3 separate regions of the Homo sapiens genome follow, and all the other regions are linked to region 3. A link is an interaction called in ENCODE POLR2A ChIA-PET data of the cell type or tissue named here. Cell type or tissue: A673. All regions are shown on one strand. Region 1 overlaps ROBO2 (roundabout guidance receptor 2). Region 2 overlaps ROBO2 (roundabout guidance receptor 2). Region 3 has its middle 230 kb from the start of ROBO2.

Evidence for each region. ChIA-PET counts read pairs that join two places held together with the same protein. Peaks named below come from ENCODE experiments on the same cell type or tissue, not always from the same donor. Only the 100,000 strongest peaks of a DNase experiment are listed, where the experiment ranks them.
Region 1: POLR2A ChIA-PET joins it to region 3 with 7 read pairs; 1 of 35 experiments calls an interaction of 5 or more read pairs at or near these places.
Region 2: POLR2A ChIA-PET joins it to region 3 with 33 read pairs; 1 of 35 experiments calls an interaction of 5 or more read pairs at or near these places.

What each region holds. Positions count from the first base shown.
Region 1 is chr3:77,146,562-77,149,061 of GRCh38, reverse strand. All of the region lies in intron 2 of ROBO2 (roundabout guidance receptor 2), which reads right to left. Among named protein-coding and RNA genes, the nearest start is that of ROBO2, 110 kb to the right of the region's middle. In A673, no CTCF peak of the experiment used is centred here; a DNase peak (open chromatin) is centred at 1,051.
Region 2 is chr3:77,425,730-77,428,229 of GRCh38, reverse strand. The region is part of intron 2 of ROBO2 (roundabout guidance receptor 2); the gene reads right to left. Among named protein-coding and RNA genes, the nearest start is that of ROBO2, 390 kb to the right of the region's middle. In A673, no CTCF peak of the experiment used is centred here; a DNase peak (open chromatin) is centred at 1,469; H3K27ac peaks cover 2,492 bases.
Region 3 is chr3:76,810,635-76,813,134 of GRCh38, reverse strand. It overlaps a transcript of ROBO2 not described here. Among named protein-coding and RNA genes, the nearest start is that of ROBO2, 230 kb to the left of the region's middle. In A673, no CTCF peak of the experiment used is centred here; DNase peaks (open chromatin) are centred at 134, 654 and 1,524; H3K27ac peaks cover 2,221 bases.

The DNA of each region.
Region 1 (2,500 bases), 340 kb before region 3:
TGTCTCAAAAAAAAAAAAAAAAAAAAATTTACTTTGTCTCCAAGCTTTCAATTAATGAACTTTGGTTAGTAGCGATCTTAATACCTTAAGTCAAAGGAATAAGCAGATTACTGTTGTGTAATTATAACTCCAACATCAAGCTTTCTCAAACATTCTTTTAAAAATCTCAGAGGGAGTGGATTCAATCTATGCTTTTACTGTTATTTAATCAGGATTGAGGAAATTGTACCTTTTAATTAAGCTAAATTGGTAGTTTAAAATTCCCTATTAGATTTATTTTGTTAACCATAACTATATTATGTAATAGAGTCAATATTTTGTTTCATATTTAGCGGTATTTGCTTGACATAATGGTGTTTAATATTTGTAAGACCTCATCTGATATGAATTATTTTTGCGCCTGTACTTTTTAGGAAAGAAAATTGGCTGCAATATTAGTGATCTCTCCTGTGCTTCAGACTGTCCTCATTTATTGCTGTATTGATAAGCCTGTGTTGATTAAGGAATGGGAACATGAGAACTGAATACACAATAGTTCTTTTTATACATTGTTTTAACTTTATATGAGAAATACGAACTAAGAAGTTCAAGTAGTTTTCCTTTCCTCTTAAGCGTTGAGTGAAGAGAGAAAGAAAAAAAGTTTCATGCAGAAATGATTAGAAGAGGGAAGTACCTACCAATAACTGGGCTTCCCCCTTGCCCAGTGTAAATAAGAAGCAATGAAACACAGTATGTCCTCTGCTTAAACAGCCATCACAATATTGTGCTATTAAAGCCCCTTTAATCGATAGGAATGAACACAGTGGTTAAATCAAAAGTGGTAACCAAAATAGTTGATTGCCACGGGGCTTAAGGAGTGGGTGAAGGCATTGAAGGAGGAAGCACAGAAGTATTTCAAACCTACCTCCTTTAAAATTTACCAATTCAGCCATCTGCCAAGTTTACAGCTATTATTATCCATTCTTATTTAAATGATAATAAAATCACTTGCTGACAGGAAATTAGTCATGCAAGGACCTGCAGATGCACTGCCTTCTGCCCAGGCCTCGCGTCTCTGTGTGCAAAGTTCAAGGCTGCTCATTTGCTCAAACCGCATGGGGTAGTGAAATGGTGACAGCTTGAAGTTCTTCAAGGTATCCCCCAAATTCAACAGATCCTTTATAACTTTTCGGAGTGGATGTGTGTGTGGGAGGGAGTGTGTGTTTCTAAATGCCAGATCTTCTCCCTGATTTCTTTCATCTTTCCTTTGTTAGAGTACGTATTGAAAACCCAAAGGAAAAAAGAAGGTAACTATCTGCCTGTGTAACTTTTGCACAAATTCTTGGCACAATAAAATTAGAAGAAAGTGTCATATTAAGCAGTAATATTATAATAAAATTCTATCTTGATAGTCTAGAATTACTTTTTAAATTACACATAGTAAAAGAGTACACCAGGAAAACATTCTAACATACAACGGTGTGCTTTAGAGAGGAAATATTTCCATAAAACTTTCAGTATTATGGTGGTAATAATTAATACAATTTATTTTTGAAAGTATTTTGGTTTTACTTTAAAAGTTTATTTAGTAATGAAACTATGAGTATTGTATCTTTTGGAGACCATGGTTAATCTTATATGACATCAGTCTTAATAGTAACAATATCTGATGTTTATATAACACATTACAGTTTGAAAAGAGCACTCACAATTATCATGTCATTAAATTTCCACCCTTTAGGGCCCCCTCAAGTGGGCACCAGTGCTCCCTTTTTGTGGATGAAGATACTGAGCTTCAGGCAGATTAAAGAACTCACCGAAGGTCATGGAACTAATAAATACCAAAGGCAGCAAGCAGTCTCAGATTTTCTAATTCAAAGCCTAGAAGCCCAGATGCAGGATGACACAATTACTAAATGAGCATTTGCTAAACCTAAGAAAATTATAATTTAGTAAACAAGTTGAAATAGAAAGATGATAGTATTGTTTCTTCTTAGGTAAAAAAATTTCTACCATAAACAGGTGCATATTGCATATATCCCAGATATGAGTCCCCAGTGTACATATTTACTAAATCTTGGCCATTTTTCTTGTTTTGTTTTGTTTTTTGTTTTTTGAGACAGAGTCTCGCTCTGTCACCCAGGTTGGAGTGCAGTGGCGTAATTTTGGCTCACCGCAACCTCCGCCTCCTGGGTTCAAGTGATTCTTGTGCCTCAATCTCTGAGTAGCTGGGACTGCAGGCGCGTGCCACCACACCCGGCTAATTTTTTATGCTTTTAGTAGAGATGGGGCTTCACCATTTTGGCCAGGCTGGTCTTGAACTCCTCATCTCAGTGATCTGCCCTCCTCGGCCTCCCAAAGTGCTGGGATTACAAGCGTGAGCCACCATGCCTGGCCAAATCTTGGCCTTTTTACACCTGTACGCATACCTGAATTTCATGTTGTTTTTTTGATAAATTAGACAATTTTTTGCAATGACATCATTGGAAGAGATCAAGGAAAGGTAACTTTGGAAAAGACC
Region 2 (2,500 bases), 620 kb before region 3:
ATCACATAATTCCTATAGTTTTAAGGGGAAAAGATATCAATTTTCTAAATTAATAGGAATAAGGAGGATGTATACTTGGGTAGATTAAAAAGCATAAAAATTTCAAAAATTTGTTTACAATGACTTTTATTAAAAATGTAACATTTGTCTTGTTGTGCTTTCTTGGTAAGTCAGAATATATTTTTGTTCCTGGAATGAGATATCACAGCTAGAATTCAATAAGATAAATGCCACATTTTTAATGAAAAACCAGCTCAGCTCAACTCTGTGAAAAGAAATGGCTAATGGTTGCCTGTAAGGTTAAAAACGGAATATAAAATTAATCTTTTTATATCAAGGATCAATGCAAGCTGAATAGTCAAAATTATCTCTCCCTATTAACCATATCTTTAATGATTTATTGCATTCTTTATTGATAGTTTAAATTATTCCAGTAGGATAATTAGCAGTCTTAGCAAACACAATGAAGCTGACTAAATGATTCAGGTGAGATGAGTCAGCAACGTAGCAGGTGCAGAAACTGCAAGCCTTGCACTTGGGAAAATTGTTTTATGAATTAACGACTTGCTGTTATTTTCTTTCTTTTTCCCTGGCCAGTGGGAGCCAGAAGGCCATTCACTCCAGGAAATCAACTAACATCCAGGAAAGACAGCATTTCTTTCCTTTGGGATTGAAATTTCTTGTCCCCTCAACCCACTCATCCCAAACAACAAATAACAATTACGATACATGCTTTGTGCGAACAGGAGTTCAAATCCTAGGTGTACCACTTATGAGATACGTGAACTTCTACAAATTATTTAAGCTCACTTCAATTTCTTCAGTTATAAAATAGAGATAGCAATTGCACCCATTTTAAGGGAATTGTAATAATTAAATGAAATAATACATCAAGTGCTTACAACACTGACTAGCACATCATAAATAAAATATAGATTAGCAATTATTAATTCAGCCCTGTGTTTTCAGTAGCAAGCGTTCTGTGGTCTGACAATGCTTCCATAAGATACAACTTCAGGATCAGCGGCAAGAGAGGCTACTCTAATCCTGAATCCAGTGGTTTTCAGGTTAACCTCATCCCTTTTCCAGTGCCTCCAGATGCCTACAAACAGGTTGCTCATATTCCGCACATTCCATATGCCCTCTCCAGGAATCTGGCACACCTTCCATGTAGAAATGTCACTTTTAGAGGCTTCAGCTCAATGTTAAATTAAAATATGAAGTTCGCTGTTAGCAAATTTTAAAAGGAGTATGACTCTTGGGAGAGAACATAGAGTTCAAACACTTTCATCAGATTTTCAATGCAAATTCTTACCCTATATGAACTTTGGAAGCTGAGTTAATCTTATTTGTATTTTTAATCATTTTCTTTTTACATTCATATACAGCTTTGTGGGGGAAAATTAAAGCAAATTAGTAAATGAAAGCAAATTAGTAAATGATTTCAATGTGTAAGGTTGAATTGAACATGGGTTTCTTCAATCAAGAAAAACTTTCCTTCCTTCCTTCCTTCCTTCCTTCCTTCCTTCCTTCCTTCCTTCCTTCCTTCCTGACCAAATGATATCAGCTATTCTTTTTACTCCTTAGGTTTTATGCACACACACACACACACACACACACAGACACACACATATGTATGTGTGTGTAGGTATTTACATTATACACACCACATTCAAATAGGGTTTCCCCCTTTATGATCAAGAAAAAGAATTTCTATACCTTCAATTATCTATATATTCCCATTATTCAAATCCTTATCTGTTACCTTAATCTCACGCCTGATTTCTGAACACTCTGAAGCATCTTAACCTTCACGACAATCAGGTATCTCCAATTCAGAATACAAAGTGGAACTCATCTTCTTCACCCCCAAAACCTGCCCGCCACAGTGGGCCCCATCTCTGTTCATGGTTCCTTTATCCATCCTGTTGTTCAAGTTAGAAACCCATCGATTCTCCTTGATCAGTCTTTCCCACACATCATGAAGCCGGCACTTGGAGTCCTTACAGCTCAATGTCCCAAGTATTTCTAGAATATGCTCACTTTGCTCCATTTCCACTGCCATCACCCTAGCCAAATCCACCATTATTTCTTGTCTGGACAGCTGAACGACCTTTAACGTGACATTCCTGCTTCGTTCTTGCTCCCTCCCAATCCAACCTCAATACAGTAATCCCAGGAATCTTTAGAAAATATGAACTGGGTCATGCACTCCTTGGCTTTAAATTCTTTCATGGTTTCTAGTCACACCACGAATCATATTAAGGGGCTGGGCGCTGTGGCTCATTCCTGTAATCCCAGCACTTTGGGAGGCTGAGGCAGGCAGATTATTTGAGATCAGGAGTTCGAGATCAGCCTTGCCAACATGGTGAAACCCTGTCTCTACTAAAATACAAAAATTAGCTGGGTGTAGTGTCGAATGCCTGTAATTCCAGCTACTCGAGAAGCTGAGGCAGGAGAATGGCGTGAACCCAGGAGTGGAGGATGCAGTGAGCCGAGA
Region 3 (2,500 bases):
CTATGACTGTACTTAAAAGAGTCTGTGTGCTATGTTCACTCGAATTTCCTGATAGAAATTGTTTTAATATTCTTCCAAGTTCCAAAGCTTGCTCAGTAAGTGTGCCAGTACAAACAATAAGATGTATTTATTTATTCAACTATTTGAGGAATCTCCTAAGCAAGTGTCTTTTTGATTTGTGTCATGGATGAGATTTGCTAAAAAAAAAAAAAAAAAAAAAAAAAATTTATACTTCTGTGCCAGGACACTTTTATTGTAGGAAACAGATTACATTTAATTGGATTTCTGTTCATGCCATTAATAACACTTGTGAGAAAATTTCTTCCGTTACTAATTTTGCTCTATGTCTTTCACAGTTGCATTTCTTATGTTTAAAAAGTGTTGGCAGGATATCTATTAATATTTTATGAGTACACTTTAGAAAGCTCTACTGTCTTATTTTAATTATAAGTTTTTTATTTGAGAACTAATATTTTTTGCTTCTGTGTGCAACTGAATATTTTCTTTCTGAGAGAAAGATTAAAAAGTCATCATAATACATAATTGATTGTAATCCAGAAAGGTAGAAAAATACCATAGATGTCCAATTCTTTTCTGTTATTGTGTTTTGTTGTTCAAGTTTCCCTTTTTTTTTAAATTAAGGCAGAAACTTCTGTTTCACTCAAGTCCCCCAAAAATCCTTCCCAGATTTACAAATCTCTCTGATAACTAAGGGCTGCGATGCTCAAATACTCATGGTCTTTGGGCATGAAATGGCCTACTTCAAACACGTTTTTTTTTTTTTTTTTTCAAATAGCTTTTATCTTTAAAATTTGTATAATTTTTAAAATTTTTAGCCTGTGGTATATCAATTTGTTTCAATATAAGAAATAATGCTGCAAATCATTTAACATAAAATAAATTTAGCAGTTTAGGAAGGACATCACCTGGAATTGTATCCAGCTCCCTTACTAAAAAAATGAGGCTGGGCACGGTGGCTCACACCTGTAATCCTAGCACTTTGGGAGGCTGAGGCAAGTGGATCATGAGGTCCAGAGATCAAGACCATCCTGGCTTGCTAACACGGTGAAACCCTGTCTGCACTAAAAATACAAAAATTAGCTGGGCATGGTGGTGGGCACCTATAGTCCTAGCTACTTGGGAGGCTGAGGCAGGAGAATCGCTTGAACCTGGGAGGTGGAGGTTGCAGTGAGCCAAGATTGTGCCATTGCACTCCAGCGTGGGATACAGAATGAGACCCCATCTCAAAAAAGGAAGGAAGGAAGGAAGGAAGGAAGGAAGGAAGGAAGGAAGGAAAGAAGGAAGGAAGGAAGGAAGGAAGGAAGGAAGGAAGGAAGGAAGGAAGGAAGGAAGGAAGGAGGGAAAGAGAGAAAGGTAATTAAGCAAAAAGCCAGACAAGCAGTCTGGAGATGAGATATAGGCATGAAGTCTTGAAATTACAGCAGTCTGTCTCCCAATCCTTTCTTGATGTGAATGTCAAGAATTGAGATTTGGTTTTCTAGCTCAGAGGACACAAGGCCCAGAGCTAAAAATGCCTACAGGGTGATGATTCACCAAAACTTGTAGTTATGGGTGAGTTGGTCACCAGGAGTTTGGATGAGGTATAAAGTCCACAACATTTAAAACACGACATTTAAAACCAAATCTAATGTTCCAGACATCCTCTGATGAGCAAAGAGAATAGTTGAACAACTACTTCCCAAGATCTGTTTGATTTTATCTCAACATTCTAGAATTTCATCCTTTTAAGGTATGACATAAGCAATATTATTTTACTGATAAGAAAATGAAAAATGAACAAACATGAAATAATAATTTATCTGAGACTATTCTGTGTTTTCACTTAGAGTTAACAATACCATCATTTTCTCCAGGTCCTTGTTCTTGGAAAAGCTGGACATTCACCAAGTACTCTATATCTCAAAATCATCCAACCACAAATGCTGGACTTCTCTCATGAAGCCACTGGATTCTGCTAACCTAAAGATAGTCTTTTCCCAAACTTTGAATATTATAGACCTCAATAATAAAAATCATTTTGAAAAAAATTGATGTCTGCTTATTAGTCATGCAACACTATGAGTTTGTCCACCTCATCATGAAGTCCTTATTTAGTAATGAAATGCTGATTAACACTGATTAACTGATAAATCACTGATTAAAATGGTTCATTAGGCAAGTAACTTGCATCTTATTAATAAACAACCAAATTATCTTCATCTCACATACTGTCACTAAATAGTTTAGTCTTGGAAGGAATTATCTATCTTCTCCAAATAGTAATGCTTTGTTTCTTAATACCTTTCTTAATTTCAAATGCCAGTCTCTTACTACACTTACAAATGGAATTTTAAAAGCTAAATTATGTAATTTTTTGTTTTCAGGTTAGCTTTTCACCATTTCTTGGGTAATGTTACATAAAATATTGTACCTAAAACCTTCATGCTAAATACTCAGCAAAATGATAATATTCAGTAGTCTTGAATCCTTTTAAATTGTG